Linked DNA regions of Homo sapiens: region 1 is linked to region 2. The links are chromatin loops, found by intact Hi-C in ENCODE. Cell type or tissue: PC-9. All regions are shown on one strand. Each heading gives the region's core, and the rest is flanking DNA. Links, peaks and the distances in the headings are about the cores only. Region 1 overlaps LINC02343 (long intergenic non-protein coding RNA 2343). Region 2 holds the start of LINC02343 (long intergenic non-protein coding RNA 2343).

The links. Hi-C counts contacts between places; a loop is a spot of excess contacts. Peaks named below come from ENCODE experiments on the same cell type or tissue, not always from the same donor. Only the 100,000 strongest peaks of a DNase experiment are listed, where the experiment ranks them.
Region 1: a loop joins it to region 2, with 5 times the contacts of the local background. A loop is called at or near these places in 4 of 110 quality-filtered maps.

What each region holds. Positions count from the first base shown.
Region 1 is chr13:34,455,413-34,470,606 of GRCh38, reverse strand. All of the region lies in intron 2 of LINC02343 (long intergenic non-protein coding RNA 2343), which reads right to left. All of the region lies in intron 2 of LINC00457 (long intergenic non-protein coding RNA 457), which reads left to right. Among named protein-coding and RNA genes, the nearest start is that of LINC02343, 110 kb to the right of the region's middle. In PC-9, for the core only: no CTCF peak of the experiment used is centred there; a DNase peak (open chromatin) is centred at 7,656; H3K4me3 peaks cover 355 bases; H3K27ac peaks cover 1,929 bases.
Region 2 is chr13:34,342,158-34,357,351 of GRCh38, reverse strand. LINC02343 (long intergenic non-protein coding RNA 2343) reads right to left here and starts at 9,309. Exons shown (of 4, transcript NR_146542.1): 1 at 9,228-9,309. In PC-9, for the core only: no CTCF peak of the experiment used is centred there; a DNase peak (open chromatin) is centred at 9,361; H3K4me3 peaks cover 1,164 bases; H3K27ac peaks cover 2,500 bases.

The sequences.
Region 1 (15,194 bases), core at 6,660-9,159, 110 kb before region 2:
TCTGATGGAAAGAACCTCCTATCTGGGATGTGCTGTCTTTGTGGCAGCAGAAAAAGAGTAACGGCAGCACTGCAGCATGACCTCAGAACTTCTACTCTAAAGCGACATGCATCACTTTCAGTTACATTTCATTGGCTCAAAGAAATCACATGGCCAAGCCTAATGCCAGATGGGCCAGGGGAATATAGTCCTTATTTGGAAAAAAATAATATAAATGACTTTAACTCCCAAAATAAGTGACAGTGGCAATAAGAACAACAATAATAAATTGTAAGTAAAGAAAAAAGCTACAAACTGGCACTTCCGTGGGCCAAACACTATGTCACATTGTACCTTATCCTTAAAACAGCTCTCTCTGGGAAATGGTAGGAAACATACTCAAGTTAATTTCTTAGCCGAAGGTCACCTAGCTAGTTAGGTAAAAAAACTAATATTCTGAACCAGGTCTCCTGATACCCGGTAAAATGTAAATAAGTTTCCTAGTAGTAAAGCCATCAGGGCTGTGCACAAACACATAAAGCATGCCAGCGGCATGTGAAAATGTGTTCTTAAAGCCCGACGTTATTCATACTTTTTGTTCCAACTCTTTATCTGAAGCTGCCTTGTCAGTCCCTGACCTTCTAGCTTCTCTCACCCAGGAAACCTGGGGGTCATCATCATTTATTTGACATTGTTTTGGGGGGAGAGCTCGCTTTTTTGGCTCCATTGTTTTCTGCTGTGCAGAGCAAATCCTCCAGGGCCTAACCAGACATCTCAAAATCTTCCTCCCATACACGGTGATGACACCAGCAAAACACAAATGCTATTAAATTTTGGGGGTGGCTCCTTTTAAAACAGGTTTGGCAAAGTCAAGCTACTCTTAGTGACCCTCTATAAATACTCATAGGCAGGGATCTTTAAGATAATTTATTACAAATAGAAATTGTTCCCCCTTAGTTTCAAACTGTCATCTGTTAGGCAGTCCTGGTATTTCATTTTAATGTAAAAAAAGATCTCTTAGTGATATACTCTGATAATTATTGAAATCTGTCACCTATCACAGGGAGAACAATATTGGCAGTACTCCAACTCTTACTGGAGGCAAAGCACAATGGGGCAAGAAGGTAAATATTTAAAGTAAGGAAGCTTGGTTTTTACAGTGAACAACACTGAATCATACATTGCAAAATGTTAATAAAATTAGCAGCCTGTTTATCAGCTTATCTGCGTCATGGGGTGTGGAGGGGTATTGACAATGAAAAGCCTCATTTATCTTCATGAGTTAAATTGCCTGTATAATTCATGAACCAAAAGCAAAGCAAAAACCAGAGCTGAGACCCAAGTTGGTTATATAGGTCAGCTCTAATGAGTTTAAATGCCTTCTTTCTTCCAGCCTCTGGCCTGCCTCTGTGTCAGGCAAATAGAGTTGATTTTCTTAGAGTTCACTTCAGCTCTGATTTTACATCAAAAGTGGAACATCACTTTGTAATCATTAAGTATTTTGCTTAGATATTAAATATTAAAGTTCCTCTGATTGCTAGGCCCATAATTAAGACAGAAAGGAAACCTGTTATGTTACAGATGTTTTCCCATTTGGTAATCATGTGTTGAAAGTAACCATGAATATAGATATAGCCGTTGCTCTGTATAAGTGGGAATTACTGGGGAGACTCTGAGACAATCAAGAAAGGCAATTGAGATGTGTGATAGTAATGCCAAAGGAAAGGGGAAAGGCACATGTGTGAGCAGGAGTTTTGGATGGTGGGGTACAGGCAACGCCGGGTCCCCTGCTTGGATCTTGATAACTAGCAGAGGTGAGTGGATCCAAATTCAGTTGCGGATTCCTTCCTGATTGCTGGGGTCCCTTGGGCATGCTATTTAGAATTTCACTTTTCTCACCTGTAAAATAAGGATATTAATGCTTCCCTCATATGACTGTGTGTGAATTAAAGGAGGTAATGAGTGTAAAGTCTTTAGCACTCAATGATTCTAGCTATTATTATCCCCTAAGCTATAAACTGTATGAGAACAGGGATCTTGTCTGTCTTTTTCACTACCATATCTTTGGCCCGAGAATGATTTTTGGCTTCTAGCAGACCTTCAACAAACACTTACTGAAAGAATGAATAAACAAATGAAAGTAGTAACTGAATAAAAATGAGAAGCTTGAAATAAAACAGTGTGTCAAAGAAACTTGTTCCTGAAAGAAAAGAAAGATAATTCTGGTTCTGTAAAGGAAACATGGATATGAAGAAGTAAACTCCAGAGTGGGGCAAACCTGTTTCAAATGATCTTATAGAATCAGCAGAAATAAGGGTCTCACAGGAAAATAAAATGTCTGTATTATATCAGAAAGTGGTTTCTTTTGACCTTTTTTTTTTTTTTTTTTGACAGAGTCTTGCTTTGTCACCCAGGCTGGGGTGCAGTGGCATGATCACAGCTCATGGCAGCCTTGACAGCCCAGGCTCAAACAATCCTCCCACCTCTGCCTCCTGAGAAGCTGGGACCACAGGCATGTGCTGCCCCACCTGGCTAATTTTTATTTCTTTATTTCTTTAGTAAAGATGGGGTCTCACATGTTGCCCAGGCTAGTGTCTAACTCTTGGGCTCAAGAGATACTCCTGCCTTGGCCTCTGAAAGTGCTGGAATTATAGGCATGAGAAACCCAGCAGAAAAGGTTTCTAATATTATACCTTATGAGTCAGTAGAGGGATGTCCTACAATGAAGGTGAGGGCCCCTTGTCACGAGGGAATGGTAAATGTCATAGGAACTTGTAACAAGGCAACACTGCACTGGGCTAGGCATTCCCAGAGACAAACTGACTATGTTGTTTTGTGCTTTTGACTTCAGTTCCCCGAAGTATAGGCAGCAAAAGAAGACAGCCTTCCTCCAAGAGCCCCAGGGACATAGACTTTCAAACAAGTTTTTCAGTGCTATACCTACATATACTTGTTTGACAGCAAGACACAGTCAAGTTTCATTACAATGTGTTTGTACAGCTATGGTTGGCTGCTATTGGAAAAATCCCCAAGGTTTTGCTGAAAGCTCCGTACTCTGACCATTTAAGGTGCCCTGAACAATCAGACTTTATGATTTAACTCTTCTAGGCTTTTAAGATAATGAGTTAGGTGTTAGAGGAAAGGACAGCAGCTAAACAACCCTAAAACCAACCTGAAGTGAAGCTGTGGCATTTCCAGCTATTGAAAGCCAAATATAAAATATAAAAAGCCTTGCTGAGGGTATTTGGGTCAACTCTGTAGCTTTCAACAGGGTTCTAGAATACAAGTTTTCACAAAACTGAGATTTCAGTAAGAGGGTTAATAGGTTATTATGATCCAAGTCAAAGTGACGTGATATTCTGGGATGTTTGCAGACTGCTTTTTGATGGGGTACAGTAGAATTACTCAGCGCATATTAAGTATTAGGTTATATAAAGCTTAAGGCAAAGTAAAATGAAGTCATCTGCATTTTGTTGAAAAACGAGTTGCTAAAGTCTCCAGAAATTAGTCTAGAAGGGGTGAGTGAATAGACCAGACAACAGCAGAACCAGTAGTTGCAGTTGACCCCAACAGCTTTGATCCCGTCAATCTGCGCTGCTCAGTGCTGCTATCTAAAAGACTAGCTCAGAAGGGCAGGTTTCCTTCTTTCTTCAGGTGGTTCCTCAAGCTTGTTCACCTTCAGTAAAATCACCAAAAGCAGGTGGAGAATAAAAAGTGTAACAGCCACTTGAATGGTGATGCTACTGAGAGGAGGAATAAAGTGCAGATGTCAGTTGGCTCCAGAATTTCTGTTTGGTGCTTTGTATGGGAATTGATCTTCCCACAGACCAACTGGCAATGATTCATTTCACAGTTACCCCAAACTCACTGGAGACCTCACAGTTTCTCTTCTAGTGTAAATCTGAGCTCCCCTCCTGAGCAAATTATGAAGTGTCTCATAGGAAAGACAATGTCTTTATTAGGAATATCATATTCCCTTCCAGGGGCCAAAGGAGGAGAGGTCTCCAGATTTTTACCAATCAGGAGGCATTTTCTTAAAATTGGGAGGCAAAGACTGTGTCTAGTTTCACTCACTGTCTACCCATGCCTAGTAGAGAGCCCTGCACATAACAGGCACTCAGTAATGCTTGCCGAATGAATCACGCTGAAATTCATGGGGCAAGTGATACTTAATCTCTCCAACAGGTATTCTCTAGAGAAGGTGGTTTCTTGAAGGAAGCAAAGTTTGTTTAAAGCTACTTCATGAGGGCCTTCTTTAGGAGCAAATGCCATGTTCTGCGCTTTTCCTGGCTTGACTTTATCAGGTTTCTTTTCTTATGTGTGAGGTTCCTCATCAATAAAAATACACACACATTATCCATCCAGTCATTTGATCATGTCTCAAAAACACAAGAAGGCAAATATCCACACTAGACCAATAACCAAGCAGGAGAAGACTGTAAGGAAAGATATCTCCTTTGTAAAACAAATTCCAGGGTGGGGCTTGTATTAGGGTTTTGTTGAAGGACAGAACTAATAGGATAGATGTATATATGAAGGGGAGTTTATTAAGGAGTATTGACTCACACATTCACAAGGTGAGGTCCCACAATAGGCTGTCTGCAAGCTGAGAAGCAAGGAAGCCAGTCCAAATCCCAGAACCTCAAAAGTAGGGAAACCAACAGGTCAGCCTTTTAGTCTGTGGCTGAATGCCCAAGAGCCCCTGGCAAACCACTGGTGTAAGTCCAAAAGCTCAAGACCTTGGAGTCTGATGTTTGAAGGCAGGAAGCATCCAGCATGGAAAGAAAGGTGAAAGCCAGAAGACTCAGTGGGTCTGCTCTTCCATCTTCTCCTGCCTGCTTTATTCTGGCCATGCTGGCAGCTGATTAGATAGTGCCCAACCAGATTAAACATGGGTCTGCCTCTCCCAATCCACTAATTCAAATGTTAATCTCCTTTGGCAACACCCTCACAGACACACCCAGGAACAATACTTTGCATCTTTTGATCCAACCAAGTTGACAGTATTAACCATCACAGGGCTGATAGGAGAGCCTCAGGTGGGCAGTGATGCTGATGTAGTCCAGAGCCCTGGGTTCCACTTTCCTCTGGAGCATCTTGTCACTGCCGTGGCTGTGGCTGACCAGGCTCTTGTTTGAGATCTCCCACCTCTTATCTCACCCTTCTTATCTCAGAGAGACAGGTTGGAGCTTTCCTCATCTTTCATAAATAATGAAAGAAGGATAAGGCAGGAACATGAGTGCTCAATACACATCTAATAACAGTACTTTCATTTAATGCCAAATTTATCATCCACACAATAACAGAGAGAGCCTTGAAACTTAGGGAGAGTGTGGAGGTGGGTGGGAGGTATCTTTCGTCTTAGAGAGAGAAGGACACTTCTGGAATGTTCTAAGGAACTGCAGTTGCTGATTCAACACTGAGGGTTCCTGGTGACTTAGTGGCTTCCTCTCCAGGGCCTTGCCTGCTGCCTCCTGCGTCTGTCTTGTGCTTCAGCAGTTCAGTCCTCCTTTAGGGTGCTCCCTGACTGCCAGGCACAGCCTATTTTCCAGGCACCCAGAGTGCTCTCATGCCCATCCTGAACTGCTGATCCAGGGGGCAAGCTCCTGGCTCCATATGGCCCCTTTTATTCTTTTTTGTTCCTCCCCTATCTGCAAGGATATGCAGCCTTCTAAGATGCTGGATTGTAGCATTCTAACAGGCTCATTGGAGTAACGGGCTCAGATGACAGTGCTGGGCTGCGACCCTTCCCACCTGCTCCCAGCTGACATTATCTACCTCATCTGTAGTGGGAGTCAGAAATGTGCTTGGTTTTGATTCACAATTGGTTTTGGTCCAAAGACCACACTTAAGAGGGAAAAAAAGGCCTTGTCGTTGGTTATCTGCAGTTTCTTTCCACCCTTGGATATATTTAGTGGCTTTTAGAGAAGAAAGTAGGAGTTTTGGTAAACTGACTTTTAATAAGACCACTTATTGAACACCTTTTGTCCTCAAAGTCCTGCTCTAGGTCCTAGAGGTGGGGAAGAAAGAGATGGGAGTCAACAGGACTGGGGGGCTCCTACATTCAAGAAGCAAATGTAGTCATTCATTGTGCTGACTTAGAGGAGGACAGAACATTAATCACTGCATTTAATGCAAAAAGTCTGGTTTTTTTATGACTTAAATATTTTGGTAAATAAAGAAGTTCATATTTTTGCCTAAAACAAAAGTTATACTCAGCCAGATTTTTATTTTATATATTCAATAATCAGTCCCCAATGACCAATCATCCATGTGTCCAGGTGACAACTGCTGTCCAGGCCTGCTCTGTCTGTCTTTTCTTCCTTCTAGCAGAGGCCCTTGGCACAACCATAGGAGGCAGGGAAAACACATCCAACCTTTGTTTCTTTTAAAAAAGACGTGTGTAATTTCATAAGTAAAGAAACCATGGAGAGTTGAGTCATCTCAGGGGAGCTGATACAGAGGACAGAGTTCTGGAAAACCAATCTGCCCTAAACGACCTGCCATTTGATAGGGAATTAGGAGCTGAAAAAACGACTCTAATTGATCTCTCTCTCTTGGTGTTTGGAAATCTGTGCATCACTGCAGTGCAATATATCCACAATATGGTCTACTCTATAGGGGTGGTCACCTCAAGTGTGTCAGGCCCTGGGATACTTCCTCAGCTTATGTAATACGTTAACAAATACTCTTATGTTAACACCTCTTTGTGTAAAACCAACCTGTTTCGACGGTCTAAGCTCCTGGCAGGGTGATGGTATGTGATGGGCTAGTCCCATAGTCATGTGAAGTAGTTGGGCAAATTGTGCCCATCCTGAGCATCTGTGAGGGGCAGCTCTGAGCAGGGGCAGGTCCTATGATCACAGAGAGACCTCGGGGTGCAGGCTCTGATGGAGCAGTAGGTGGTGGGTGTGGAGTGACTGTGGGTGCCCTGCTTTGAGAGGTAGGTCTTTGGGAGGAAATCTGAAAGGTAGGAAACAGCTGAAGGGAGGAAGGTGAGATGAGGCTGAAGCCAAATTTGTCCTTTCTTTCTCTCTTTCTTTCTTCTTTCTTTCTTTCTTTCTTTTTCTTTCTTTCTTTCTTCCTTTTTCTTTCTCTCTTTTCTTTCTCTTTCTCTCTCCCTTTCTTTCTTTCTTCTGTCTTTCTTTCTCTCTCTCTTTTTCTTTTTTTTTTTTTTTTGACAGTATCTCACTCTGTCACCCAGGCTGGAGTGCAGTGGTACAATCTCAGCTCACTGCAACCTCTGCCTCCCAGGCTTAAGCAATCTTCCCACCTCAGCTTCCCAAGTAGCTGGAATCATAGATGTGCGCCATTACACCCAGCTAAGTTTTTGTATTTTTGGTAAATACATGGTTTCACTACTTTGCTCAGGCTGGTCTCCAACTCCTGAACTAAAGCTATCCGCCCACCTCTGCCTCCTGAAATACTGGGATTGCAGTCATGAGCCACCGTGCCTGGCCAATTTTGTCCTTTTTCAAAAGTTGTAAGAGAGCTCTGAGCCAGGAAAACCAGAGGAAGTCCATTTTCTCTGTTCCCTTGTCTTCCTTTCACCCAAATAACCTCCAGAGATAAGATTCAAGTGCATTTTGGGTTAAATAAGCATTGAGGAATTGGCATGGGGACTTAGTCACTATGTGGGATATTGTTTCCATGGGGAATATGTTCCAACTTCCAAATGACTGACTCACAGACGCCACTCCCCAAAGGTCGCCTGCCCCTGTACTGACTTTTAAAGGAACTCACAACTAGCTGTTCAGCATTCAAATTTTGAAGGTTTATGCCCTGCCAGGTACAGAGCCCAGGTATGACTGAGATCATACCTAGACTCTTTACTTCATTAGGCAATTTTTTTTCCCTCTTTTGATTTTGTGGCACTAAGCTCTGAATATGCTGTTTCAAACTCCTAAGTTGGCTTTTAAGAAAAACTCTTTATTTTACTAACATCATGGAAAATTTATATTTCAAAAAACAAATCTGAATAATATAATTATAGAGAACCCACAAGCAATGTGAATTAACTTTATTAGAGCTAGAAATACACGTAAGACAAAATGTGATCTGTTTAAGGAGCCTACAGTACCTTGCTGGACCACAGATCTCTACCTTCTCTAATCACGCAGACTGAAATTACTATCATTATTATTTCATTCTTAGGTCAGGAGTGCTTTATCTTCAAAGGATTCTTAGGTGGTATGGGAGTAAGAACTGAGCTCACTCTTTAATACGTCCAACAGTGACTGTCCTCCTAATTATTGATGAGATGAAACGAAGTATATGAATAGACATTGTGTATTCTGAAGTACATTTAAAGCATACATATTAGTGGGATCCAAATAATTATCCAGCAAAATCAAGCCACTCTACTTAGAAAAATTTTCTTCTGGTATGACATAGGAAATAAAAGCAATAATAACTTTTAGGCAATGAAACAATTTTAGTTACTGTTTTGTTTTATTATTTTGTCTTTGCTTTTATTTTATTTTACATTTTTGTGTTTTTTTCCCTGAAAGTTATTTTATTTCCTCTAAAAGCTCTCTCTCTCTATATATATAACCTTAGCCTGAATTCCCTAGAAACAGAGCCTGAAATAAGGCTTTTGTGCCAACATGTTATTGAAGAGTGAATCCCAGGAAGGAGGAGTGAGAAAGAGTTGGAGTGAGGCAGGGAAGGAGGGTGAGCAAATAGAAGGGTCTCCAAGGTGGCAGCACTTCATGAAGAAAGGACTGCCTAGTGTCCTGGGAAGCTTTGGAGAGGATGCTTGATGCTACTGTGTCTTTCAATCATCACTCCAGAGGGAAAAAAGAAGAACTATTATTTTACCGGCTTCTGTCTCCTATTGATTAAAATTTGCCTGTGTGGTATATTAGTACCCTCCACTTCACAGTTACACACTTCTCATGTATGCGCTGAGCAAAGACAGGGAAGCACTAGGGTATTTGCACGGCCTGTGTGGAAGAGGAGGCACCCAAGCAACAAAGGGAAACAGATCAGAGCCCTGCATTTGTAGCAGAAGTAGTAGCAGCAACCAAGCTCCATGGCTTTAAGCAACACCAAGGCAAGTACATGGGTCTGGGTGATGCATAAACCCATGCTCTGCAAAGCAGAACCTGGAAGGAAGCTGCTTTAGACTTTTCATCCACCACTTGTGCAGAGTACACTTGAGAAAGGAGGACATTTTTAATTCTAACACTGCAGAGAGCTGCACAGAAGCTATCAGTAATGGAGATAATTAGAGGTATAGAGTTGATCAAAACTTGACTTATAATGAACACTTTGAGTAGTTGCAGATAGAGAGAGCGAGACTTTTCTGTGAATCAGATATAATACAAGGCAGCAACCTGATATAGATCAGTGTGACAGGAGCAAGAATACAGCAAAAAGATGAGCAACATCAGTTGTAGAGAGATATCCCAAATAGCCAAGTAAGACAGTTCTTGTGCCAACTAAGCTTCATCAAGAATTAGAACCATGATTTACTGAAATTTTGATTTTTTTGTATTTGAATATATACTGATTGTATGCATTCCTACCATAGAGGTTTATTGAGAGCCTCCTGAATGCCAGGTTGTGTTCCAGGCTGTGGCCACACAGTAGTTTGTGCCCTCATGGTTCTTAGGTTCTAGTGAAGGAAGATGAATAATAATATGTTATAGAAGCATAGAGAAAAATAAAGAGGGATAAGGAAGACAGGGTATGTGGCAGAGGGGCAGGGATTGCTATTTGATAGAGGACAGTGATGGAAAACCTCTACAACGAGGCAACGCCTGAGCAGAAAGACCTGAAGAAGGGGAAGGAGTGAGTTGAGCATCTGGGGAGGAAGAGGCCTCCAAGCTGATGGACTAGAAAATGGCTATTTGGTATTGTAGGGGAGATACACATTCATGAGCTGAGGCTATGCACAGGCACATATTCTCCAAAGTAAAAAAATTAGCAAACTCCATATAGTTCATTTAATATTCTTATCCAGATATTCTTTATTTTATTGTCATCATAAATGTCAGAACTGACAACAACTCTTCATGCTATTATTCAAGAGATAACTCTTTATGCTATTATTCAATTGTCAATGGTAGAACAATTGACAATTGCAGCCAAGATCCCAGCTCCCATGGCCTGCTAATCGTGACTATGCAAATTTGATCATCTGAGCAGGTAGAAAAAACCTGCCTGCCCATGGATGGGTATGACAATCAACTAAGCATAGAGGGCAGATGGGGACTGGAAGGACAGGACACCAAGCAATTATAGTTTAAGGCTGGATTGGGATGGAAGAAAAGTCTAACCAGAGATTGATAACTCTACCCCTGAGAACTTGTTTTGAGGATGAATTGAATAATAACAACTTAGAAACAATTGCAAAATAAAGAAAATGAGTTGGAATGCCTTCTATGTCAGATGTTTAATGTTGTTGCAGTCAGCTGCAGTGGAGCTGCAGACTCATGGCGTACCAGCATGGTAGAGTCAGCATACGCAAGAGGAGGGTACCCTCGTGGATGAAGAAGGCTGTTGGTGTCACGTGCACCTGAGTAAAACACTCCAAAACGTGACCACAACAAGCTTACTCAACCTCTCTTAACATACTCTCTTGCTCTAATGCATGACACTTTGCTCATTTCCTGTTGCCTGGGACCTCGAGGTTTGTGTGATATGGCCCTCAGGAAGGGGAAATGGGGTGTTCACCACGGTCAAGGAGCCTGGAGACAAGGGGAAGTAGGGGAGCACCAGTGATAAACGGTGCTCATGCCAAACATGTTCTTTCAACATAAGAATGAATGTTAAACACATGGAAATAAGGCAAAAATCCAGATAACACACATGCATGTGGATATATGCATGAAGAGACCCCAAGTGGGTGTCCTGACAGCATTGAAGAAGCATTGCAGTGCATCTGTATTTGCTTGGACATCTAGGCCATTTTTCAAGGTTTATAACTTAGCTATGAAAATGTATTTGTGACATTTTAAGTCCCAGCCTGAGAGCAAATTTTGATTTTTAAATTCAAACTTATCATTCCAAAACTCATTCTGGCACCATTTTAGGGCTGGATGAATTGTTTCAAAGATGTTTATTGCTTTTAAGTCTCTGTTTTATTACCAAGCCTGTAAGATGTAAACTGCTTTGAATTTTGTTAAGATGGTGAGTGATTAGGCAGTGACACGACTTTAAAACAGAAAACACCAAAGAGATTTAACTGGATTAAGAGAGAATAGTACATTTTATGTAGTTAGGCTGTTTCTAAGAATTAAAATATGCCTCATCTGGATATGTATTTCCATCATGTAATATAATAAGGGCTTTCCAAAAATATCACTGTGTTCTTTAGAAGAAAGGATAACAGTTTGTTCTGTGTCAACAGCAATATTGTGTATTTCAAACAGCTTTCAGCTGGGATCTCTAAGCTCTGAACAAATATTATTCAAACCACCTAACACGGAATAGATTTTGCCATGGTTGATCATTGATTAGAGCAGTAGGTTGAGAACTAGATACTCTTGAAGTTGGCTCGCTTTCTTATGACCCAAAGTCAGGTGGCTCAGAACATCTGGGTGCTTCTGAAGCCAAGAGCCTCTTTAAACTGCCAAACTCATTGTCAAGTGTCTGGCTGCCTTCAAAAATCACAGCTGTGCAACTTGATACATCCTAGGCTTTTAGGATTCTGATTGCAAGTTATAGAAACCAACTGAGATAAATAAAGAAAATAAAGACAATTTATTATGAAGTACCAGAGATTTCACAGAACACAAAGACAGGAGTGCAGCCAGGCCTTGGGAAGGACTGGAATGGAGAACTGGCAAGCCACTGGGAACCCACTCTGTGTTCTCACTCACACTCTGCATCTGCTTCTCACGTGCCTATTCCTAAAGGCTTTTTTTCTTTTAAGACTCAGTTCTTTTCACCCTCCTCTACATGGCATAGTGTGGTCGTCCTCAACTGCTGTGTTCATATCTTTTAAACGTTGCTTCCAAAAGGGTCACTGCCTCTGTTTCTCTGTATTAGTTGCCTATTGCTGTGTAACAAATGACACCAAAACTTGATGGCTTAAAGCAACAAACATGTATTATCTCAGTTTCTGTGGAAGCAAGAATCTAGGTTTGTCTTAGCTGGTCCTCTTTCTTAAGGTCTCGTTCGAGGCTGCAATTAAGGTGTTGACCAGGGCTGCAGTCTCATCTGAAGGCTTCACTAATGAAGTTGCCAAACTCCCTCACTTGGCTGTTGGCGGGATTCAGTTCCTTGAAGGTTATTAAGCCCTCTTAATTCCTTGCAACATGGGCCCCTCTCTAGGGCAGTTCACAACATGACTGCTGGTTCCCATCAGGTTGAGCAAGTGAAAGAGATCAGAGATGAAACGCAAGATGGAAGTCTCTGTCTTCTTGAAACCTAATCATGGAAATGACATTCTCTCAGTTTTAGGTCTTCTATTTGTTAGAAATGAGACACTAGTTTCAGCCCACACTGAACTGATGGGAGAGACATCCACTCCAGTGGATAGAGATCACTGGGAGCCCTTTCAGAGGCTGCCTATCACAACTTCTCTGTCTTTGTTCTTTCCTGTCATCATTTTGTTTTCTTCCCAATTCCAAATTTATTGGCAAAGGTCTCTGACTTACTGACCCATCTTCAGTCAGGTGCTTATCGTTGTTCCAATCAGCTGTAGGGAAACCCAGAATCACAGTATCCATGGTTCTGTGGTGTTTGTACTAGGGCAAGACAAAGAGGACCATCACGGATGAAGAAGACAGTCACAGAGCATGGATCAGAGTAAAACACTCCAATGCGTGACCACAACAAGCTCGTTCAAGCTCTTTTACTTAATGGAAATAAAATTTCCGAGCAGATTATTCACCTCCACAAAAGACTGGTTCAATGCACGTAAATTTTCTGTGTAATTAAAGTCCTTAATTCTGATATACATATGTAATGAAGATTAAAGCATTTTTTTTTTTTTTCTTTTTTGAGGCAAAGTCTTGCACCATTGCCCAGGCAGGAGTGCAGTGGTGCAATCTCGGTTCACTGCAACCTCTGTCTCCTGGGTTCAAACGATTCTCCTTCCTCAGCCTCCTGAGTAGCTGGAATTACACGTGCGTGCCACCATATCCAGCTAATTTTTGTAATTTTAATAGACATGGGATTTCGCCACGTTGGCCAGGCAGGTCTTGAACTCCTGACCTCAAGTGATTTGCCTGCCTCAGCTTCCCAAAGTGCTAGGATTACAGGTGTGAGCCACCGCACCCAGCCAAAGTGGGTTTTTAAGAATTCATTATATGTACCATTACTCTTTTTCTTAAGAAAAGTGTTTATTATTTTTAAAATTGTAGTAAAATATGCATAATGTAAAATTTACCATTTTAACCATTTTAAAGTTGCAGTTTTGTGGCATTAAGTACATTCACATTGTTGTGCCACCGTCACCACGATTCATCCCCGGGACTTTTCATCTTCCAGAATTGAAACTCTGTATCCATCCAACTCTAACTCCTCATTTTCCTATCCTCCAGCCCTGGAAGCCACCATTCTACATTGTCCCTATAAATTTGACTACTCCAGGTACCTCACATTAGTGGAGGAGACACAATATTTGCCCTTTCCTGACTAATTTATTTCAGTTAACACCATGTCCTCGGGTTCATTCCAACTGTAGTGTGTATCAGAATGTACTTTGTTTCTAAGGCTGAATAATATTCTGTTGGTTTGTATATGCCACATTTTGTTTATACATCCTTCTGTGTATGCACATGGGTTACTTTCATCTTTTGACTATTGTGAATAATGTTGCTGTGAACATTTGTGTAAAAATACCTGTTTGAGTTCCTGCTTTTAATTCTTTTGGTTATATACTCAGAAGCAGAATTGCTGGATCCTATGGTAATTCACTGTTGAAGTTTTTGAGGAACTGCCATAATGTCTTCTGAAGTGGCTGCACCATTTTACATTCCCACTAGCCATGCACAAGGATTCTGATATCTTTACATCCTTGCCAATGTTTATTTTCTCTGTGTGTGCATGTGATAGTAACCATCCAATCAGGTATAAAGTGGCATCTCATTGTGGTGATAGGCATTTCCCTAATTGTATTAGTTCATTTTCACACTGCTATAAAGACTGAATAATTTATAAAGAAAAGAGGTTTAATTAACTCACAGTTCTGCATGGCTGGGGAGGCCTCAGGAAACTTACAATCATGGCAGAAGGCAAAGAGGAAGCAAGGCATGTCTTACATAGTGGCAGGAGAGAAGGGGGAAGTGCTACACACTTTTAAACCATCAGGTCTCGTGATAACTCACTCACTATCATGAGAACGGCATGGGGAAAACCTCTCCCATCATGCAATCACCTCCCACCAGGTTCCTCCCTTGACACATGGGGATTACAATTTGAGATGAGATTTGGGTAGGGACACAGGACCAAACCATATCACTAATTATTAGTGATGTTGAACATTTTTTCATGTGCTTATTGGACATTTGTATGTCTTCTATAGAGAAATTTCCATTCAAGTCCTTTGTCCATGTTTTTAACTTGGTTGCTTATTTTTTGTTGTTGAGTTTTAGGAGTCCTTTTCATATTTTGGATATTAACCCTTTGTCAGATATATTGCTTGCAAATATTTTCTTCTATCCTGTGGATCACCTTTTTGGTCTGTTGACAGTGTCTTTTGATACGGTGAACAAATGCTCACCGTAATAATTTATCTATTTAAGATAAACAAAAATTTTTACCATTTTAACCATTTTTAAGCATACAGTTCAGTCGCATTAAGTACATTCACATTGCTGTGCCACTGTCAGCGCTATTCATCCCAGGACTTTTTCATCTTCCAGAATTGAAACTCAGTATCCATTAAACATTAACTCCCCACTTTCCCGTCCTTCAGCCCTGGCAGCCATCAATCTACTTTGTCTCTATAATTGTAAATAGAGAAACTATTAGTTGCCTGTACTTGTGGTGTGACATCCAAGAAATCATTGCCAAAGCTAATGTTGTGAAGGTTTTCCCCTATTTTTCTTCTAACAGTTTTATAGTTTTTGCTTGAACATTTAGGTCTTTGAGCCATTTTCCCTTGTAGACATAATCAGAGGACCCTAGATCATTGGCATTTCCCTTTTGTCATTATGACCACATTCGTCATTTGTATTCAAAGGCATAAAAGAGAGAAAGCATTGTCCACACTCCTATGATCACTAAGATATTTGAGAATTCCAAAGGTTTGCAAAAAC
Region 2 (15,194 bases), core at 7,993-10,492:
CAGATCAAAACTCCAGTGAATTTCAGCAGGCACATATTGGTTGAGGGGTTTCAGGTTACTAACCACAATCTGCCCAAGGTGGATTAAACCATTTTTTCTTTAGATTCTAGGGCAGAGGTGTCCCCAGGGCCCTGGCCAGTTTACTACCTCCTCGCACCCCTTTCTTACTGTGCTTCTCATGTAAACCACTGTGCTCAGCTCCCCTCCATGCCTGGGCACCTCTCCCAAGCCAGGCCTGTGTGAGTGAGCTTGCTTCTCCCGCTTCTCACTTACCCTACCATCCCAGTTCAACTCTTGAAGCTAAGCAGGCAAGTGAATTTGCAGTAATGTTTTAGTGAAAACAGTAGCTCAAGACATCCTCAGATATGCCCTATACAAATCATTCTGCATTGCTGGTTCCCACGGAAGAATGAGAGCTAGGGGAAGAATGAGAGCTAGGGGAAGAATGGACCAGGAGGGTCAGCTTCCTCTCCGCTTCCACCCAAGCTGCAGAAGTGCTGCCTGCTTGATGTAATCACCCAAACAAATGGCAAAGAAACATGCTAGAGCCATCAGGCATGTAAGACCAGCCTACAGACAGGGAGAGTAGTGGCTAAGGAAACTGTGGCTGCAACAATGTGACCTCAAAAAAATATCCACCCTGTCTCCCTGATTTTCTTATCACAAGGCTTTGTCCCCTCTTAGAGAGGACAAAGGGTTCCCAGATAACGAAAATGCTATGTTGTATAGACATGTCTATCCAAGGGTGGATGAGTGCAGAATTCTCCCGTGAGAAGCTTTTCTTTGGAAAAGAGATCTCAACCATGTGAAATAAGGGTGCCTGGAGGGGCCAATACTAGTGAGTTGGGAAGAGGCTGCCGGACATGGTGAGGATGGGAGAGGGATTTGTTGAGGCTGCAGCTTTGAATTTTTGTTGACATTTTCAGAAGCATGGTCTTCTATTGCTGTATGTCTTCTGTGACTCTTGTTTTGCCTTTTAATTAGACGTAGATGATAATCCCTCCAACTACCATCCTCTCAATGAAGAAGGCAGTGCTTTTGCAAAAGAAGGAGGCTTAAGGCCTGGCACGGTGGCTCACGCCTGTAATCCCAGCTCTTTGGGAGGCTGAGGCGGGTGGATCACCTGAGGTCAGGAGTTTGAGACCAGCCTGACCAATATGGTGAAACCCTGTCTCTACTAAAATTACAAAAATTAGCCGAGTGTAGTGGCGGGCACCTGTAGTCCCAGCTACTCGGGAGGCTGAGGCGGGAGAATCACGTGAATCTGGGAGGTGGAGGTTGCAGTGAGCCGAGATCCTGTCACTGCACTCAAGCCTGGGAGACAGAGAGAGACTGCGTCTCAAAAAAAAAAAAAAGCCTGGGCGCGGTGGCTCACGCCTGTAATCCCAGCACTTTGGGAGGCCGAGGCGGGTGGATCATGATGTCGGGAGATCGAGACCATCCTGTCTAACATGGTGAAACCCCGTCTCTACTAAAAATACAAAAAAAAAAAAATTAGCTGGGCATGGTGGCGGGCACCTGTAGTCCCAGCTACTCGGGAAGCTGACGCAGGAGAATGGCATGAACCTGGGAGGCGGAGCTTGCAGTGAGCCGAGATCGCACCACTGCACTCCAGCCTGGGCGACAGAGCAAGACTCCCTCTCAAAAACATAGAAAAAGAAGGGGGCCTAACAAGATGATCTAGCTGTGACATTTGAACACCAGTGAGAATGGGCTATTGGAACAGGCCAGGTGCACATTCTCACTATTCCTCAAATCACCTGACAAAGATGGCTCTGCCCTGTTTATATCAGGAGATCACGTTCTTGGGTTAAAATGCTGCTGAAATGAGTGATTACCAATGAGGAGAGATGTTTTCAACTTCTGTCCTCTTTCCCTGCTGCGTCTCTCTCCTCTACCATATGTCCTGGCTCCTCAGAATTCTGTGGCACACAGGGTCCCTTCTCTCCCCCGTGGCGGAGCACCACCCCAAGCTCTGCACCACCTGAAATTCCAGGGGGACTCTAGCACATTCAGTGCCATCATGGGACTTTCTTATCAACGTGTGTTGAGTGACCGGCCGTTTGGTGGAACTGCAGCACAATTTATGAGGTTGGGTTTCCCATTTCAACATTTGCTTCCCTAAGATGCCTGTGAATGAATATAAAGCATATTGGGAGAAGGGAGATAAAAATATATATATACGCACATAGCTCTTCCATTTCAGGGGTTGGGATCTATGAGGTCTGCTCAGTTCTAGACGTATTTCAGGATTTGGGTCAGTTATGCAGAAGTCTTAGAGAGGTTTAATGTGGTAGTCACGGTGGGGTGCTCTACAGGGTCCTAGACAATAATGTCCCCAGACTCACCTGGTCCGGGACTCACAGTTCCTGGGTCGAGCCATAACCAGACCCATTCTAAAGCACTGGGGAAACTCTGTGTATCAGTGTGTGTATGTGTGTATTCTGAGTGTATGTGTGTGTGTGTGTGTGTGAGGGGGGGATGTGTGTGAGTGTATTAGGGATGAGGTAGTCCTGGCTTGGTTATCTTCTCCCTTGCTAACTTCTGCCTACTTATCACCATGGTTATGTTTTCATTCTTCTCAAAATTTGCTATTGAATGACCTTATGCTCTTAATGACCTTCTCATTAAGAGCATGTTTTTGGAACCAGACGGGGACTGAATGTCATTTCCACCACTTACTCACTATGACCTGGGGCCAGTTGCCTGAACTCTTTATGCTTTAGTTTTCTCATTTATCAAATAAAGATAATAATAAGCTGTCATGAGAATCAAATAGGTTAATTCACACAAAGCACTTACTTAATCTCCCTGAGCAAAGGTTTCTCAAATAGTAAATAGTTTCTTGTAAAGATCGGGGTACATGTGAAATCGCCTCTCCAAGTGCCTTTACATTAGGCAGCATATGAGGGTAAGCTACTATATGTAAAACCAATAATCACACCTTATTTTGTGATGATGGACAAGTATCCTGATGAGTGCCTGCTATGTGTTATGACTTCTGGTGATCTCATGCAATTTACTCATGATTTTTACCATAAATTGTATAACAATTGGGAAAACTGCTCAGAGAGGCTGGGTCCTTTGTCACTGAGCTAATAACTGGGAAAGCAAGGATTTGGACTTGGATCTCTTTGGCCTCAAAGCCATGTATTTTTTCTTCTATACTGCAATGATTTTTTAAAATAAAAAAATATATTATTTGACCATAAGGTTTAAGACCCAACATTCACATTCTGGAAATCCGGTGAATATAGAAGTTTTAGCTTTGTTACTGGGGCCAACTATACGAATGAACAAACTGATCTCAGAAGCCTGTAGAAAAGGGTAAAATGATGAAATCGCAGATTTTGAGAAGAATAAAGAAGAATAATAGCCATGGTGATGAGTAGGCTAAAGTCAGCCTTAGGATAGAGAAATAGGGGAGGGAGTGGAGCACAGGGCATATTATGACTTTGGCACTGACGCTGTACAATGCATTGTGTAATGCTGATGTATAATGAATGCGCCCCAAAGCGCTCTGTGCCCCTCTGGGAGATTCTAGCTTATGTGACACAGCAATGTGAATTTCTGCAAACCCAAATCCAGGGATGCTTGATATTAAAAGGAAGACTGAGGTGGAATTAATATTCTGGGCTTTTATGATTCCATTTTCTCTTCATTGCCTCCATCTGACTAGGGTGACAAGGTTTTATTTTAATCTCTTTGCAGTCAGTGAAGTAGGATCCAGGTGTTCCTTCAAGGTGCCCTGATCTTGCCATGTAAGACCTATAATTGCCCATTCTAGTATCAAATGTAAATGAAATTTACAAGAACGTGTCTAATTTGGTAAAATGAATAGATTTGGAAAACCCGCTAAGGAGACTCCCTTATCCCAGGTTAGAGCATGCCTCATTACCTTGAGCAGTATTTTTAAAGGAATCATTTACATACTCCTCCAAATTCTCTTTACTCTTTTAGATGCCCTCCAGGAAGCATCACAGGTTGGAAAGATGGAGTAGCCTGCTCAGATGGGTCTTATACTTTGTTTATAAGTCTGTCTCCCTTCACAGGAATGCAACCTTTTGCACGGGCAGGCTCCGTGTCATATGTATGTTTTCATTTCTAGCACTTAGCACATTATCTGGCATATAGTGAACACTTAGCATTTGCTGAATGAATACATGACCAGGGGAGAGAAAGGAGATGACTCGTATTCCATTGCTATGGTGTGTCATACATGTGTTGGGCCCTTCACTTACTTGATTTTATTTATTTTTCACAACAACCCCAGCTCAGACATTATTTTTCTTTTTACATATGAGAGCAGCGATTACAACTCCAAGGGCTTTGAGAGCCAGCAGGTAACACTGAAGAGAAAGTAGGCAGTAACCAGTAGAAAGTGGAAGGGGTTATGGAGACGTGGCCCAGTCTAAAGGGGGCAGCCCTGACTCAGCTTCACCCAACGGGTGCTGTGTGGGAATATGGGTCCACTGTTGCTGGACTTTTTAAATTTTCCAAAAACTTAGAAATTGAGATGCTTTGGTGGAATTTCCCAACTTTAAAATCATAGTTCACATGTGCTTAAAAGAATTTGTGGCCCAAAGGAATCAAATCTGCTGGACAGTTTTGGCCACAGCAAAACCAGTTTGTACCACCTGCAATTAGGCTTAGAGAAGTTAAGGAAATTGCTCAAGGTCAGGCAATGCCTGAGCTGGGTTTCTAACTTCTAAGTTCTAAATACAATTTGCTTCCTCATATATATATATATATAAAATATATGAATATAATTCATAAGTGATAAAATTATTTTAAAGATTATTTTATTCTCTAACCAAACCAGTCATGGATATTTGGCTGTAATTCCTATATCAATTTTTTTTCTGAGAAATTTGTGTCTGGGCATGATTTCATTTTTAAAATTTTCTCAGAGAACTATGTCTTGGGTGTTATGGGGTAACCTTCATCCCTGTAATACCAGCAAGCTTGTCCAACCTGCCTTATTTTGTTGTTGTTGTTGTTCTGTTTTGTTTTGTTTAGGCTTTTAGAGTCTGAAGCCATGATTTTTAGTTTCTGTCGCTAGTAATAAGTGAAAAAGAGGGATGAGGAAGGGGCTTTACTGGCCCAACCAGAAACAGAAACTAAAAACAAATGACTGTATTCTCTCCCTTGGACATCCCTGCAGGGTCTAAGGTAATTGTCCTTTCCATTGCATTCCTGTTATCACTAGCAGATCAAGCCAGCTATGCAGTGGGATAAGCAATTCCTTGCAGAGAGACAGCATTACAGAGGCACAGATTAGGTCCCACAGCTAGTAAGTGTTGTTAAGTCCAGGATTCAAATCCAAGACTCTGAATCTAGAGCCTGTGTTCTGAACTCCTGTGATATATACCCTCTCTGAATGCAATGGTGATAGACAGAGATGCCTTTGCTTCAGGCTTCTTTTCACCAAGAATAATGAGGTGAGTGTTAGGTAGATTCTTCCCCCTTATTAATTGTTATAGAATTGTCTTCCTTTGGCTGGGTATGATGGCTCACACTTGTAATCCCAGCACTTTGAGAGGCCGAGGAGGGTGTATCAGGAGGTCAGGAGTTCGAGACCAGCCTGACAAACATGGTGAAACCGGGTCTCTATTAAAAATAAAAAAATTAGCTGGGCGTGGTTGCACCTGCCTGTAATCCCAGCTACTCAGGAGGCTGAGGAAGGAGGAATCCGGGAGGGGGAGGTTGCAGTGAGCCGAGATCGTGCCACTGCACTCCAGCCTAGGCAACAAAGCAAGACTCTGTCTCAAGAAAAAAAATATCGACTTCTTTCTAAAATTCTCCATCTATCCACCCATTCATCCATCCATCCACACTCACTCATCCATACATACTTTCCACTTATCCATCCATCCATCCCTCCATTCATCCAACCATCCATCCATCCATCATCCCTCTACTCATTCATCAATCCATCATCCCTCCGCTAATCCATTCACCCATTAATCCATCCCTCCATCGATCACTCCACTCATCCATACATCCTTTTATCTACCCATCCGTCTATCCACATATCCATCCATCCACCCATCCATTCATCCATCATCCCTCTACTCATCCATCAGTTCATCATCCCTCCACTCATCCATTTATCCATCATCCCTCTACTCATTCCTCAATCCATTATCCCTGCATCCATCCATCCATCCATCCATCCATCCAACCATCCATCTACTCATCTATCTATTCTTCCATGTACTTATTTACTTCTTCACCACCACCACCACCACCAAAAATGTAGCAATTCCTTTTAGTAATAGCTGCTTCTATATCATCATGAGCTTCATCAAGGTGACTAATTTCAGAGGAAGCTTTGAGAATCAGAAACTTAAAGATTGGCATTGGATGTCTCTGAGAAAACAGCAGACAGATGTTAACAGGAGCTCTGCTGTTCTGAGTGGTATTTTCCTGGAAGTCTGTCAAGGAGTTTTCCAACTAAAATTAATTTTGTGGCATCTGAGGCAGAAACACAAGCTGTGCTTCATTCCAAGCCTTCATGCATGTGCATGTGTGCATGTGTGTGAGTGCCTCTGTGTGCCTGTGCCCATGTGCACATGCTTCTGTGTGCCTACATGTTTGTGTGTGTATATTTGTATGCATATGCATGTGTATGTGTATGCGTGCATGTGTCTGTGTGTTGGGGATGCGATCGGGCATAGTAAATATTTTGGGGAATAGTAAGAAAATGCAGCATCGCATTAATTGGCACATCTTTCATAAGAATTTAAACACCATGTAGCTCACTTTACAGAACTCAAACATGCTTTCTGAACTGCATTGAATTGAAGGCAGAAACACACCTTTGCCAGGATTACTCCAGGGAATTTAGTCACCAGCAAACGTGGAGTGGATTCTTTATAATGTGCCTATCTTTAGTTATCCAGGTGATAACAATGAATGACAGATGAAATGGCAACCAGAAGGTCTGACTATTTCTGAGGCTGACTCTACAGCTAGAAATGCTCCCCAGTGGCTCCATTCTTTGAACTCCATTAATAGGCTTTCTTGCCTTCTGGCTTTCATTTGCGTTTGGTCAGTGGTGGTGGTGATAGGAATAGCCGTCAGGGGAGGGGAACACAAGCAGCAGGCTAGAAGGGGTATGAAGGAAAGTTAGGTTGGGTATTTATTCCCCTGGGTTCTTTACAAGGGTTACTTTAGGCTGGTTGCACCCCTTAACTGAAATACACACTTCTATGACAGCCCCTTGGGTATCTGCTACCTCTTCTTTCCCCCGCAAGGCCTAGGATGGAAACAGGAACTGCCTTTACCAGCTCTGGTCTCTTGCACTATCTCCTGTGATTTTCCTACCCCTTGCTCATGACTTTGTAATAATTCCATTTATTAGCCTTAACTTGTCCCAATTTTCTGCCAAGATGTCTCTGATACACAGACCAACTGAAGTAATGGGACCCTAAAGCAAGTCTAAACCCATTTGTATGTGATTTTTCTCCATTGAAAGTTATGTAATACCAGACTTCCTTGCTCACAAGAAAGTTGTCAAGGCACAATGAGAAAGTAGACGAAGAGGCTCTGGAAGCGTTAAAATAAAAAGGCAATTCAACGGTAAGATGCTAATGCACCTTATACAATATCATCTCTGTATCTTTTCAGCTATAATAACAGGCAAGAGTAAAATGCTTAGTCACTTACTATCCCAGGAAAGTGGATCCTGTGCTTTCTGGGATGTTCATTAGGCAGCATCTTGCTTTCTACCAATAATTCAGCTGAGCATGAAAAATGTGTTGCACAAATTCCAAACTTCATCAGAACATCCCCACACTTGGCTGGGTGCCCTCCATTTTGTGGACACAGATGTCCAGTTGCTGAGACAAATGAGTCACACTGGAAATCAGTAAGTGCAATAAAACCACACTTGACTTTCAGAGTGCAGCTTGCTTGGAATGCATGGTTTTTGACCAAACTCAAGGAAGAACTTTACTGGGCATTCCAGGAAAGAGCCTCTTCTGGCTTAGGATAAAACAGTCCTTGAGGTGCCTCAGCACCCAGCATTCACAACACTCTAGGGTATACATTCCCATTGGGGCACCTCTCCATATCCTTTGCCCTGGCCATGGGCTTGCCCAGTGAGGCACAGGGATGTTTGAAGTCCTGGGTGAGCAAGCATGAACACAAGGGTTAAGCCGTCCTACCCTGTTTTCTCAGGTGATTGTTCCATACTCAGATTTTTCAGTATTGTGTGTTGATTGCCACATACCCCAAGTCTAGGTTCATCCATTTAATGAAATGTACCTCACTGGCTACAGCACTCACAGGTTTGAGCTAAGCAGGAAGAAAATGTATAAGGTGTAGCAGGTAGGTACTTTCTTGCCTGATGCATTCCACTCCTTTGATAAACAGAAACAAACAAACAAACAAAAAAAAACAAAACAAAACTGAAGGCTAGGAATAGGGTTGGAGAGCAAAGAGGAAGATCGAATTTTCTTGGACATTTTGCTGTGGAGTAGAAAGTAGAGAAGTAGAGAGCAGGAACACAGATATTTGGCACAAAGGAGGCTTTGACTTGCTAGGTACATTCTACAAAGTTTGGGGGGCTCTCTCTGGAAGGGTTCCAAGCTTGGGTAGCATCTCTGCATATCAAGGTCTCCCTGGTCTTATGTCCTTCAGACTAGACTCGAAAGTCTGATTGTTTCAGCAATGCCTCAAGGCAATGTCTTACCACCCATTTCACACGCAGTTTCTGGAATAGCCTCCTCACCTCATCTGTCTTTCTTCTCCTCCTTTACCATAGCAATAGGGACCTGAGTAGGGAGGATGCTCTGTGTCCCTGGTTCCCTCCATCTTCTTGGAAGAGTCTGGTCCCTCTCCTGATAGAGTTTCAGGTTTGCCCTGATGATCTAGATGAAGCAAAGTGTGGTGACACTTCGCTGAATGCTCTGTCAGTGTGCCTAGAAATAGAGTCTCTATCAGGGCCGTTTGCTTCCTATCACACTCCAACTGGCAAGCAGGTGGATTCTCTCACTTAGCAGCTGGCTCCCATCTGCCCCCTGTCAGTCTGCAAATATTACCCGAGTTAAACGCAAATTTCTAGCAGTGATGTGCACAGCCACAAAAAACATATGGATTCAAATATATACTTTTGAAAGTGACACCTTAGTTCAGTCATTTAAATTCGTTAGCTCAAAGATCGGTTTCATTAAAACTCCCACTTCTGCTAAACAGAAATCATGCTGACGTCAGGCACTTACCTCAATTCTCAGAAGTTGAGCAGGTCTAAGCCATCCTGTTCAATACACAATTCCCTTCAGTTTCCCTTACAAGACCTCAAACAAATGTCCAGGAACTGATTCAGGATATATGTTCTCCTCGGAAACCGGTTACTCAAGTTCTTGGTGGCTAATTACAAATACAGTAAACAAGGGACTTCACAGGGGAATCATTCAGTCGAAGCCAGCAAGGGAACTGGTGACCTTCAGTGTCACAGAGCTGGACTTCAGCACAATTAGTTCTTACAAAACAGAAAGCACATGGATTAAAAGCCACAGACACATCCTGAAGATACTTCCCTTATTTGTATACTTTTTAACTTTTATTTTAGGTTTGGGGGTACACGTGAAAATTTATTACATAGATAAACACATCATGGGGGTTTGTCATACGGATTATTTCATCACCTGGGTATTAAGCCCAGTACCCAATCGTTATCTTTTCTGCTCCTCTCCCTCCTCCCACATGTCCCTATTTCCTTATTTTAAGAAAACAACGCAGGTCATATCCCCACAGCTCTTCCTAAAGGTAGATGAATGAACTACAGGGTTCTATCAAAGACCCTCTGGGTCCAGAACTATGTGTGTCAGCTCTAGTTTACTAATCCCTTACTGAATGCATTTGACAGGATCTTTGCTGTTAACAGGGGACAGAGCAAGGACACGTGACATGTGACTTAACCTGTAAAATAACACAGCAGCTCCCATCCCCTGCTCCTCAGAGAGCTCATGTTGGTCTACAGGAGCAAGGATGTAGAGTCCCTTTCCCCTGTGTCTCCCTGAATGACTCTCACTTGGCCATAATTTACAATGAGAGGGTATACATGCTCATGGAGGATGCATATCTTTGCCTCTGTCTACCCTGACACTGGCCCTGTGGACTGGAAAGTCTTTGAGAAAATTGTGAGATCCTGGAATTGTGTGATTTCCTTCCATGCACCCAGGCTCTGAATCAGAGCCTAGACAGTGACCATCACTGGCCAGGGAGAGTCTAGAGGACATGTCATGGCTGTCATTTTTGTATCTCTTTTGTTAGATTCCTGATATCATTTATGGTCACAGGTCATTTTGCTGAAAAGGAGGAACGTGGGATCAAGTTCTGTGACTTCAGAGAAGAGTTGCGTGTACAAAACTTTGGGAGAGGATCACCACAGAGAGGTGATAAGAGCCTACTTGATCTTTTTCTTCTTCTTCTTAAAAGTGATAATATGAGCATAAAACTATTTACAGCTTTAAACAGCTTCAGTACTAAAGCGTGCATAACACATTCCTCTCAACTGAACAATACACAAGCAGGCATTCTGGAGATTTTATTGCAGCAGATTGGTGTGATTATAAGTAAGAAGATTGGCATAGTTAGCTCTCTGGAAAAAGACTTAACCCAGGTTAACACTTTAATACGAATAATTTTTTCTCTAGTTAAAAAAAAAGGTTTCTGAATGCATTTTCTTTGCTTAAACTCCACTGCATCTTACTGTATCCAATCCTACATCTTTGTCTTTATTCACATGTGTATATTCAATCCTATATCTCAAATATGAAAATTATCTCCATCCCTTCTTGCCCTGTTGTTGCCATGACTTGCAGAGCATCATCGTGCAGCTGTGGATGAATGGCCTCCTGGGGCTGTTTTCAACCTTATTTCCTTTTGCTACTGGTTAGTTTGATGCCCTAGGTTTAAGTGTTGGGATATTTGTGGTTTGGAACTTTTAAGATTTCATGTTAGTTTTTTATGGACTCCTATGCTTGAGATATGCATTCTTATCTAAAGAAAAAGATATGTTCTTGTTGACCTTCATATGACCCTCAGGAACAAAATTCAGGCTCTGGGCATCCGGGATTAAGTTTCCTAAAAAGCACTACTTCATGGGTTGACAGTTATGTGCCTTTCACATGAAAATTTCCTCTGCTGCTGAAAGAAAATGCGTAATTACCAGAGGAAATGTCACTTCACATGATGCACAGGTGATATGAGAAAAAATGTGCATTTGTGTAAAGAAACAAACATTCCCAAATACGCCTACCTCATTTGTGCTTCCTTAAGGGCAAAATGCCCTTTTGGGAAACAGACCTTTCCTAGTAGCATTTTCAATGACTCTCAGTCCTTCTCACATTTGGCTTTGACTGAATTCAGAGTTTTCTTGTCAATTAAAAATGATAAATTTAACTTCTTGCAGGAAGACAAATGATCAGCCTGTGTCAAGCATATGAAGACCTACGATTTCAGATGCACTAGAATCATCCTGAAAAATTCATCTGACACACCCAGATGGATGACCAAATGACCGTCATCCAGGGAAAGTCTGGGAGGTCTCATGCAGTATGCAGGTATTCTGAAGAGCCATTAGCTTTTAGAATGTTGCAGCAGCGTTTCTCTAGTTTTTCCTTTCTTCCTGGATCTTCATGAGAATGGCCAACGACATTCACCTCTGCCTACCCTCTGCCAGGAAAATCCAAGACCAACTTCAAGACAGATGTTTGCCCTTTTAGCTTTTATTTTTAGAGGCTCATTGTCTGGGAGTGACATCTATTTACTGGTTATTCATTTTGCTTTCTGCTTCAGGGATGTTGATAAAGAGTGTGGATCTAAATAATTACTTCCCCTCAGCCATCTCACAGAAGGTGTCCTGGTGCATTTTATATCCTGAGGGCAAACGAAAGCTCTGTGTTCTGCTTGGCAATTATTTTCTATGTCGATGCTCCTTTTTCAGCATATGAATGTGTCGAGAGGGTGACTGTTTATTATCTAGAGGTAGTGGTGGGGGCAGATATGAGGGCAGATGTGGAGGGAGGTGGGAAATTTCTAACTCTCCACTTCCATCTGTAATTTCTTTTAAACAGATACTCTGATTTTATATAAAGCAAAGCTCTTTGCATAACCAAATTGACTGCTTTTCTCAGATATTTTCCTGAATAGAATTTTTACTAAGATGGGCTTAACTAATGATGGAAGGAATGTAATCCGTCTGGGAAAAACTTAATCTTCATGGAAAATAAAATCAGATGCATAGGGGCTTTGTAAATTTCATTTACTTCTGCTTCACTTCCTTTCCATTCAAAAAGTAGTTGATTGCATGTGCATGAGAGAGAAGCCAACCAGACACTTTTTTTGTTTGTTTTTTCACCGAATGCATCATACACTGTTGGTGTCCACAAGTGACGGGATAGGGAGCTCATGGAAAAAATGAGGCTGCCCCTTTCGGGAACTTTTCTGTTGACAAAGATAGTTTTGTGAATAATAATGTTGATAAGGAAAGTAACAATCAATATTTTTGAGTTCTTATTATGCACAAAGTTGTTGGGGGAAGCTCTTTATTTGCATTTGCTCATTTAGTTGGCCCAACAATCACACAAAGTAGCTACTATTATTATCTCATGCCTACCACAAAACTCCAAATTTCAACTTTCAACAATGATTCTTCCCTAGGAGTTGCCCATCTCAGTAAACGGTAAAACCAGTTACTAATTTGCTCTGACCTCAAACTTAGAAATGAGTCATCTTTAGTTTATCTCTTTCCCGTTGCCTGCCTGCCCCTCCCTCAATTTGACAACAAATTATCCCAAATTATTGGCAGCAAGTTCCTTAAGTTGGCTTCTTTGATGTGATTCTTGCTTACCTCTCAGACCTCACCTTCCCATCACTCTTTTCACTTCCCCAGCTACACTGGCTATTCTGTTCCTTAAATCTGTCATGCTTGTTAGAAATCCATATTTAATATATCTCAAGTTCTTCCTTTTTGTTCAAATAACTTTAGCTTAAGCACCATCATCTCCAGCTTGGAATATGGAAATAATCTCCTGATTTGTCTCATGCTTTTTTTCTGGTTCCTTTATAAAGATCCAGCATAAGAATGTGCCTTGAATCATGAATCTAATCACATCACCTCACTACCTTAAGCCTACAATGGCTTTGCTTTGCTCTTGGAAGAAACACATACCTCCTAACTTAGCCTTTGTGATCTGATGGCTGCCTGCCCATCAGATCTGCCCCCATCACTGTCCCCCTCACTCACTATGTCCCAGCTTTACCAACCCCTTTTCTCTCTATCTTGAACATATCCCTGTTTTTTCTGCCTCAGAGCTTTGTACTTATTGCTTCTTATCCTGGAAAAATCTTCACCAGTGTTCACTTGATTGGTTATGTATCGTGGTCATAATTTTACACTTTAAAGTGAAAAATAAATAGTAATCAACAAGGAATAACATGCTATCACATTCATTCCACCACTGGGGAAGACTGAGACTTGGGTGTGGGAGGAGTTTGAATGACAGACAAAATAGCAGATTTTGAAGGGAGTGACTATAGATTTTGTATATTGGAGTTGGGCTGAGCCCAACCTCTTTGGGAGACAGAATGTGCATCTTCCTCTGATTTTACCATAAGCATTATAAACAAATTAAGTATGTATGTATTCATATTGCCTCACCTACTCTGTCTGATGCCAACATTGCATGGAAGAAAACTTTGGAGGGCGCAGAATTGGCAAGTCAATAGAATAGATGAATCATCTCTACTGATAAGGAAGCTGAGGCATAGAGAGGTCTTTTAAAGCTTGCTTACAGTGAAAGTTAATGTGCAGAGGCAGAACTTAAACCTAGAACTGATTTCAAAGGACCTGCTGCTCCTCTAATTATGTGCTGGCCATGTCATTCTCACACTATCTCTATTCTATAGCATTTGATTTGAATCACATAATTGAGCACATGATTCAATATACTCTTTCCTAATGTTTCATGTATGCTTTATGATATTTCATATATGTTGTCATAATACTTTGTCTCATCTACACCTTTATAAGCTCCTGAGTCCAAAGAACAGTCTTTCATAGTTTTTGGCACACAGAAAGCCCTCTACAAACCTTTGCTGCTTAGGGAATTATATTTCTGTTGTATCTTTAGACAATCAGCCAAGTTGTTATTAAATCCTCACTGTAGATATACTGCTATTTCATATGCAAAGTGATACTATTGAAAATAGAGTTCTTAGGATACAAAGTGCAATCGAAACAGAATGAATATTGAGTTTCTCTGAATGAATTTGCATACCGTGATGGTTAATATTGAGTGTCAACTTGATTGGATTGAAGGATGCAAGGTGTTGTTCCTAGGTATGTCTGTGAGGGTGTTGCCAAAGGAGATTAACACTTGAGTCAGTGGACTGGGAGAGGCAGACTCATCCTCAATCTGGGTGGGCACCATCTAATCAGCTGCCAGTGTGGCTAGGATAAAGCAAGCAGGGGAAGATGGAAGAGCAGACTTGCTGAGTCTTCCAGGCTTCACCTTTCTCCCACGCTAGATGGTTCCTGCCCTCGAACATCAGACTCCATGTTCTTCATCTTTTGTACTCTTGGACTTACACCAGTGGTTTGCCAGGGGCTTTCAGGTCTTTGGCCACAGACTGAAGGCTGCACTGTTGGCTTCCCTACTTTTGAGGTTTTGGGACTCAGACTGATTCACCTTTGGCTTCCTTGCTCCTCAACTTGCAGACAGCCTACTGTGGGACTTTACCTTGTGATCGTGTGAGTGACTTCTCCTGAATAAATTCCCTTTTGTATATACATATATCCTGTTAGTTCTGTCCCTCTAGAGAACCCTGAATAATACACATACATACACACATACATTCATCCACTCTACCCTCAGATCCTTCATAAGGGGGTTTCTTAATGGAATCAGAATAAATCATCATTCATGTTATTACCTTTTTCAACTAGATGGGAAGCAGTTTAAAACACACTATAATATCAGAATTACAGTAGGAAATAGATCAATTGGACTCCATTATCCAAACTCAACAAGTCTTTCTAGACTCATCTTCCTGGGTTGTCTCAGATAACTGCTCGTCTCAAATAATCTGTGATGAGAAATTTTGCTAGTTGTACTCAGTGAAGCTGTCTTGCACCCACTGTCAATGGGTGACTCGGTGATGAATTACACAGTCAATGCTTT